Regions from separate parts of the Homo sapiens genome. Here region 1 is linked to region 2. A link is a contact called in ENCODE Hi-C data. All regions are on one chromosome and are shown on one strand. The core of a region is the stretch at or near the end of the contact, and the rest is flanking DNA. Distances in the headings are between cores, read along the strand shown. Region 1 overlaps PPP2R3B (protein phosphatase 2 regulatory subunit B''beta). Region 2 holds the start of GTPBP6 (GTP binding protein 6 (putative)).

The links. A loop is a pair of places that touch in the nucleus more often than their neighbours do. Pooled maps may share reads with other maps.
Region 1: a loop to region 2 is called in a map of endothelial cell of umbilical vein, with 10 times the contacts of the local background. The contact joins the enhancer-like site here to the promoter of GTPBP6 in region 2. A Hi-C loop is called at or near these places in 6 of 168 maps with a recorded cell type or tissue (CD4-positive, alpha-beta memory T cell, Right ventricle myocardium inferior, endothelial cell of umbilical vein and 2 more), 1 of 37 single-sample maps with no recorded cell type and 12 of 50 pooled maps.

The regions. Positions count from the first base shown.
Region 1 is chrX:355,437-359,194 of GRCh38, forward strand. The region is part of intron 2 of PPP2R3B (protein phosphatase 2 regulatory subunit B''beta); the gene reads right to left. Among named protein-coding and RNA genes, the nearest start is that of PPP2R3B, 30 kb to the right of the region's middle. Within about 2 kb of position 2,380, at least 4 of the 41 ENCODE cell types and tissues checked have a DNase peak (open chromatin) inside an H3K27ac peak, as active enhancers do; they include endothelial cell of umbilical vein, where a contact is called at or near this core.
Region 2 is chrX:316,935-321,066 of GRCh38, forward strand. It overlaps GTPBP6 (GTP binding protein 6 (putative)), which reads right to left and starts at 1,862. Exons shown (of 10, transcript NM_012227.4): 1 at 1,505-1,862; 2 at 1-117. The coding sequence starts at 1,853. LINC00685 (long intergenic non-protein coding RNA 685) reads left to right here and starts at 2,211. Exons shown (of 1, transcript NR_027232.1): 1 at 2,211-4,132.

The sequences.
Region 1 (3,758 bases), core at 1,130-3,629, 39 kb after region 2:
GATGCCCATGTAATCCCAGCAGGCTGTCGTAGCAACGGAGGGACCGGCTCTAAAATTCACACGGTGGGAACGAACAACGGTGCAGCCACTCGGGAAGACAGCGTGCAGGTTCCCCAGAAAGCCGGAAGTGGAACTGCACGCGCACACGGAACACCACGCGATCCGGCCCTCCACACACGCACATGGAACACCGTGCTGTATATGCCACAAACGTCTCCGAGTTCTGTGCTCCAAATGGTTACGGTGGTGAATTCTGTTGTGTGAATTTTCCCATAATAAAAAAAAGTGCCTGCTGTCTGATTCTGTTTACATAAAATTCCAGAAAATTCCGGCTAATCTATATTGACAGAAAGGAGGCCTGAGGTAGCGTGGGATGAGGGCAGGTGCGCGTCAGAAAGCAGCAGAGAAAAGTCCAGCGCACGTGCCCGCTCAAGCGCAAGGATGCAGGGACGCCTATTGTCTTGGTGCTGTGGATAGTTTCATGGGTGGGTACAGACGTCAAAGCTCATTGAATTGTACCTTCCACACGCACCATGCATCCCACATCAGTTATATCTCAACACAGCTGCCCCAAAATGAAAAAAAGGCAAACTGATGAGAAAGAAACACGTAAGGTGGTCAACACGTACATCAGGGAAATGAGGAGTGCAGCCAGGACGGGACGCCTGCACACGCACAGAACGGCTAAAGGCAAAGCGTGTGGCCACGTGCCCGCAGGGGTCAACGCTGCTGCCTGGAAATGCGTCACTCAGGGCCACCCCGGAAGCAGGGTTTTTTGTTTTTTGTTTTTTTGCGTAGAGACACAGTCTTGCTCAGTCGCCCAGGCTGGAGTGCAGTGGTGCGATCTTGGCTCACTGCAACCTCCACCTCCCAGGTTCAAGCGATTTTCCTGTCTCAGCCTCCCGAGTAGCTGGAATGACAGGTGCCCGCCACCATACCTGGCTAATTTTTGTATTTTTAGTAGAGATGTGGTTTCATCATGTTGGCCAGGCTGGCCTCGAACTCCTGACCTCAGGTGATCTGCCTACCTCAGCCTCCCGAAGTGCTGGGATTAGTGGAGTGAGCCACCACTCCTGGGCCCTGGAAGCAGTTTTATAGCTTCTTACAAAACTAAACATGTGGCCACCAGATGAGGCAGAGCTCACCTCTGCGGTATTAATCACCTCAGGAAAATGCAAGCATGTCTGCGTAAATCAGTGCACAGACACACAGCAGCTTTACTCACAAGAAGCAAAAACCAAAGCAACCAGACGTCTATCAACCCTGGAACAGGGGAGAGATGGAGCACACACACAGCAGAAGCTACTCAGTGATAGAAAAGAAACTGCCCATACGGCCAGGGACACATAGTGAGCCCCACAGTATCCACACCCTGGCCAGCCACACGGGAGCCCCACGGTAACCACGCCTTGGCCAGCCACACAGCGAGCCCCACAGTATCCACACCCCGCCAGCCACACAGCGAGCCCCACGGTAACCACGCCTTCGCCAGCCACACAGCGAGCCCCACAGTATCCACACCACAGGACTTAATCAGTCCTCAACACACACACATAGCGAAACATCTTGCTGTACCCTGTATACACAAATATTACTTGTCCATTCAAAATAAAATTTAAAATAAAGATGCTGCCAGGAAGAAGTTAGAAACCACAGACAAAATGCTCCAAGAGTCCTCATGTGAAATTCTAAGAGAGGCAAAGCTACAGCGACCGGAAGCACATCTGCAGCTGGCCCGGGCCAGGGAGAAAAGAGGGGAATGATGAGGTGCAAAAGGAGGCACGTGGGACACCCGCGGCAGGTGACAAACGGCCGGTCCTGCCTATGAGGATGGATACCCAGGTGTGTGCTTTACCAAAATGGATCAAATTGTACACTTAAAATTGGTGAATCTTAGGGTGTGTAATTATATGACAATACAGCTGGCCAAACAAAAAACTATTCAATAAACTAAAAAAAATGACAGAAGGAAGTGTATGTAAAAAAGATGACCATAGATATTCATGAGAGAAAGAACTGAAATAATCTGTAACACTGACAGCTGCTTTACTGAAAGAGATATACGTTAGTGTGTAGCATGACGGATCAAGAAAGGAACCGGAAATAAATGATTCTGTCAAGAAAGTGTCTATGTATGATGCAGATACGATCAAGATTTTGTAAATCGTACAAGACAAGGAAAAGCTTTAGAGCAAGAAATTTCTAAGTTACGCAAAAAATTTTTAGAAAAAATGTAAATCATCAAAATAGTCTCCATAAATGAAAACCCTGAATTAGCCAACAACGTTTGAAGGAAATTAACAAAGAGAAAAGTGTGTTTTCCTGTGGGGGCAGCTGAGGGGGTGGAGTTTGGTGGAGGTGAAGGAGCTGATGACTCTGTCTCAAACGGCTTCAGAGAAAACACAGAGGAGTGACAATGATGAAAGGGAGGAAATGATGTATGAGATCAGCCCTGACTCACACAGACAGGAAGAACCGGGCCAGGAGAAGGCACACACGGACCTCGCTGCACGGCCACGGCTAAGATCCACGGGGGGACCCCCCTCATCAAACTCAAAGTCCCCTCAGACGTGAGTTCTCAAGCAGCCGCCGGCCAAAGTCCACCCGCCTGACAACACGCGTGTGGAGCTGTGACTCCAGGCCCTCATTCAGTCACTCACGCGACGGGGAGAACTCGAAACGGCAGTGACACCCCTACTCGTTCGTCCCCTGGGCCGGGGGCCCGGCTCACAGAAAACCGTCCCAAAGGCACACGATGGAGACGTGGACGGACATCTGCAGGTGGCGGCGAGCTGGGCGCCACCGAGACAGGCTCAGCAGCCTTGGCGGGGAAGCTGAAGTTTGCCTGCGGCCCCCACACACGCGGGACGCTCACAGGGTTCTGCCGCCACAGCGCAGGTGGATTAAGTCGCGACAGCGCACACCCTGCTGGCCTCTGCCCACAGTCACGGTGGGTGCTCGAGCACCATGCTCTCCGCCTGCAGGGCCGGGTCGGTGCGTGCAGGCACAGTGGGGCCTGTGGAGGTGTCTCTCGGACTCCCAGCGGTGCAGACGCTGCAAGCGACACAACTTCAGTCTCAGAGCTCTCCCCTGCCCCGCTGGGTCACACCCAGGTCACCCTGCTTCTCTGGGGCGTCGAAGACAACGACAAAACTTGCTTTTTACCACCAAACGTGACATCCAGCCAACGGACCAGGTTCTTTCAAGTCTTAAAGCCTCACTACCTTAGACGGCCACCAAGGCCAGTGCCGCTGTGCGTGGAAGCGAGGTGACACCGAGAACTGAGTCCTGGAAGGAAAATGACATGAAACGCGCACATGAGAACCAGGCGCCGAGGCGGGGAAGCACCGCGGAGGGGGGGTGGCCGCTGTGGGGGGCGGCACCACGGTGGGGGGAGGCGCCGTTGGGGAGAAGCACCGTGGGGATGAAGCACCGCGTGGGGAGGGGCGCTGTGGCGGGGAAGCACCGTGGGGACGGGCGCCCTGGCGGGGAAGCACCGCGGCGGGGGTAGGGGAGGGCGGGGCGGCGCCCTGGCGGGGAAGCACCGCGGCCGGGGAGGGGCATCGTGGCGGGGAAGCACTGAGGGGAATACATGGGTCCCATGCAGGAACCTCACTGGGCTGCGCGAGCGGCTTTGTAGGACCCGAAGCGGACGCAGCGCGTGAGCTGCAAAAGAGGTGTCTGACCCAGCCCGAGGCGCGCAGAGACCCTGTGGGTGGGGCCGGGCGCACTCCGCGAGGGTGAGTTCTCCACACAAC
Region 2 (4,132 bases), core at 612-3,111:
CTTTGCCAAAGATGAGCTTCCTGTCCGGCGTTTTGGTGGACACGACCATTGTCTGCACCACGGACCAGCCGTCCAGCGTGTGCACCAGCGCTGTGGCCTCCGCCACCTGCCACTCGGCTGCGGGGACACAAGGGCCACCGTGAGAGACGCTTCTGCCCGGGGCCCCCGTCCACACCTGCCCGGGGAGGCCTCCTCCTGCCCTTGAGACAATCTCCCCGGAGAAGGCACCTTGAGCCGCCGTTTGTCCCCCGATATGACTTCGTCCCCCCAGGGCCTCTAAGTAGGAATCTGACGGGAGAAGGACACCGGAGCCACAGCGGGACACGAGGGCGACCCTGCCTTACATGGAATTTGGGCTCCAGGCGGGCGCAGCAGGGAACCCGGGAGCTGCGGGTGCTCAGGGGATTACTGAGGAACCACCGGCAGGTTTGGGGAGTAGAGAGGCAAGAGGTCTGCGCGCTGTTCTGAGCAGTTCGGGGCTTCATCTGTTCCAGGAATTAGCCATTTTGGAAAACACCCGTAAAGAAAAACCACTCATCGACTACAGGAGCTTCCAAGGGAAAAATCAACCTTTATGAGACTCTGACACGTGCAGCGACTTATTCATTTGCATTTCCTCCTGGGGGGTGGGGGGTGGGACTAGACACAGATTGGTCCGCTGGACGCCCTCCCTTCCCTGACCTCAAACACACCGTGCCTACCTCTAACCCAGAGCAAGAGAAACGTAGGTCCCATCGGCGAGAACCGCCCCGGCCCACCCAACCCCACCCCACCCCACCCCACCCCACCCCACCCCACGGACCCCACGGGCCCCACCCCATCCCACGGACTCCACCCCATAAGCTCCGCCCCCGCACTTTTACCCCATAGGCCCCTCCCCCGAAGCCCCGCCCACGCACCTCCACCAATGATATCCTCCCCTCTTCCCCATAAGCCCCGCCCTTTCACCCATGGGCTCCTCCCCCGAACCCCACCCATGCACCTCCACCTATGAGATCCTCCCTTCAGAGCCCCGCCCCCGCATCACCATCCATAAGCTCTTCCCCTCAGAGCCCCGCCCCTCAGCGCCACGCCCTGGCATCTCCAACCATCAGACCCTCTCCTTAGAGCCTGGCCCCCTGAAGCCCCGCCCCTACGTCGCCACCTGAGCTCTTCCCCTCAAAGCCCCGCCCTGGGTCTCCACCTATGAGATTCTCAGGTCAGAGCCCCGTCCCTGAATCTCTACCTATGAGCCTCCCCAGAGCCCCGCCCTTGCATCGCCAGCTATGATTCTCCCGAGTCCCGCCCCTGAATCTCCACCTATGAAATCCTTCCTGCAGAGCCCCGCCCTTGCGCCTCCACCTATGAGATTCTCCCCACAGAACCCCGCCCCTGAATCTCCACCTATGAGATCGTCCCTTCAGAGCCCCGCCCCTGAATCTCCACCTATGAGCCCCCTCCCCTCAGAGCCCCGCCCCCAGGTCTCCAGCTCCTGTTTCTCCCCCGAAAGCCCTGCCGCGGTCACCTCGAGTCATCTGCGACTTCCCCGGGCCCCACTTGACGTCAGGGTGAACCAGACACACGCGCTGGGTCCCCGCCGGCAGCAGAGGCTCTCCCCGCAGCAGCTCCTCCTCGGCGTTCTCGTCCGCATCTTCCGGCTCCTCCTCGTCGTCTCCCGTGCGGCTTCGGCCGCCGTCCGCCCGCAGGCCCCGCCCTCCGCCCCACGGCCCCTCCAGATTCCCGGGGCTCCTGCGGCCGACAGCGGCTAGCGCGCGCGCGGGGCAGGACGGCGCGGCTGCCCGCGGAGCCGAGCGGCCGCGGCCCACGCGGGAGAGCCGCAGCCCCGGGCGTACGGCGGCCCGCAGGGCCCACATGGCGCGTCTGGAGGCTGAACGTTGGGGCGGGGGCTGCCCACAGGCCGCTCCTCATCACGTGCTCGTGATTGGCGTGCGGCCGGGGCTGGCTCACCAGCGCCTCTCCCCGGCACAGGCCGTGCTCCTCATTGGTCATCCGGCGTCACGTGCTAGTGATTGGCGTGCAGCTGGGGCGTGCTCACCAGCGCCTCTCCGCAGCATAGGGCGTGATCCTCATTGGTCATCCCTTGTCACGTGCTGGTGATTGGCGTGCGGCCGGGGCGGGCTCCCTAGCGCCGCGCCCCGGCAGGGCGTGCTCCTCATTGGTCGCCCCGCATCAGGTGCTGGTGATTGGCACGCGCTGCCGGCGGGGGAGGCGGGACCGGGCCGCTTCTTGTTCGGCGTGGGCGGCTCCTGGCAGACCCATCCCGCGGTGCAGCCGCCGGCCCGGTAGGCGCCAGGACCCCGAGCCTCGGCGGCGGCGGCGGCGGCGGCAGCGCTGCCTTCACTCACCTCGTCCTCGCTCCCGTCCTACCCCGTTCCGCGCTGGGTGGAGTCCAAGTCTGATTGCGAGAGTCCGGAACGCCGCCTCGGGGGCTTGACTCCAGCCCCGGGGATCGAGAACGGCGCCCAGGGGTCCCTACGTCTGCCTTGGGGGCTCGAGTCCCGCCCTGGGCGTCCGTGACGTCGCCCAGGGGTCTCCACGTCTGCCCTGGAACCTGGAGAGCCGCCGTGGGGGCCCCGGAAGCTGCCCCGGAGTCCCCACGTCTGCCCTGGGGGCTCGAGTCCAGCTCTCAGGGTCCCGGACGCCACCCAGGGGGTCCCCATGTCTGCTTTGGGGGCTCGAGTCCAGCCATGGGGGTCCTGGACGCCGCCTCGGCGTCCCCGCGTCTGCCTTGGGGGCCCGAGTCCCGCCCTGGGGGTCCTGGACGCCGCCTCGGCATCCCCGCGTCTGCCTTGGGGGCTCGAGTCCCGCCCTGGGGGTCCCCGATGCCGCCCGGGGGTCCTCACGTCTACCTTGGAGACTGGAGTTCCCCCGTGGGAGTCTCGGACGCCACCCCGGAGTCACCGTGTCTAGCCTTGGGGGCTTGAGTCCAGCCCTGGGGGTCCTGGACGTCGCCGAGGAGCCCCCACGTCTGCCTTTGGGGCTTGAGACCTGCTCTGGGGGTCCCGGTCGCCGCCCAGGTGGGTCCCCACGTCTAGCCTTGGGGGCTTGAGTCCAGCCCTGGGGGGCCCGGATGCCGCCCGGGGGTTCTCCTCGTCTGCCTTGGGGGTTGGGTCCAGCCCCAGGCGTCCTGACCACCGCCCAGGGGCCCCCACGTCTGCCTGGGGGCCTCAAATTCAGTCCTGGGGGTCCCGGACGCCTCCCAGGGGTCTTCATGTCTGCCGTGGGCCTCGAGTCCAGCCGTGAGGGTCCCGAATGCTGCCTTGGAGGGTGGAGTCCAGCTCTGAGGGTCCTGAAGTCAGCTTTGGGGGTTCGAACCCATCCATCCCAGGGGTCCCTGAGTCTACATTAGGGGCTGGAGTCCAGCCTTGAGGGTCTCCACTGCTGCCTTGGGGGCCTGGATGGGATCCAGCGGGTCTGAGTCCAGCCTCGGGAGCCCCTGCGGTGGAGCTCTGAGTGGGGCAGGGGCCTGGGAGATGCCAGGAGGATGAGAGCGGCGCCCCCCTGGTCCAGGGGACAGTAAGAGGCAGCCGGTCTCAGAGAAGCTACCCCAAAACTGTTACCCGTGGTGTGCAGAGCGTCCTGCAACCCCAGCCCTCACCAGGATTTCTTGCGTTTTTCAGGAAATCGGTTGTGATTGGCATGTTCCTTAAGCGTCTGCAGGAAGCCGAGGCCTTTTTGGTATTTCAGGAGGGGTTGCTAACCCCCCTCCTTGTAGGATCGGGGTATCCCAGCTGCTAATTCCCCTCCTAACAGCCCTGCAGCGCCTGGATTGGAGGTGTGACAGGTGGCATTTTTGGCCCGAAGTCCCTAGGCAGGACGGGTGGCTGTAGCCTGCGCGTTTGTGTAAATTAACCTCCCTTTTTAGTTCTGTGAAGGGAGAACGTGATTAGTTTAAAATCACCTGCGTGAAAGAGGCTCTTGATTAGTTTAAAATCACCCACGTGAAAGGGGCTCTTGATTAGCTTAAAATCACCTGGGTGTTTCGTTTTATCTCAGTTGGCCTCTGAATGTTTATCCTACAGCTTCCTGCAAGCTCCAGTCTACCTTCTAAGGGAATAACGGGGCTCGTCTTTCTACGTTACTTTATGTGGGAGTAGTTGTAAAACAGAATGAGGGAGACCGCGGGGATTGT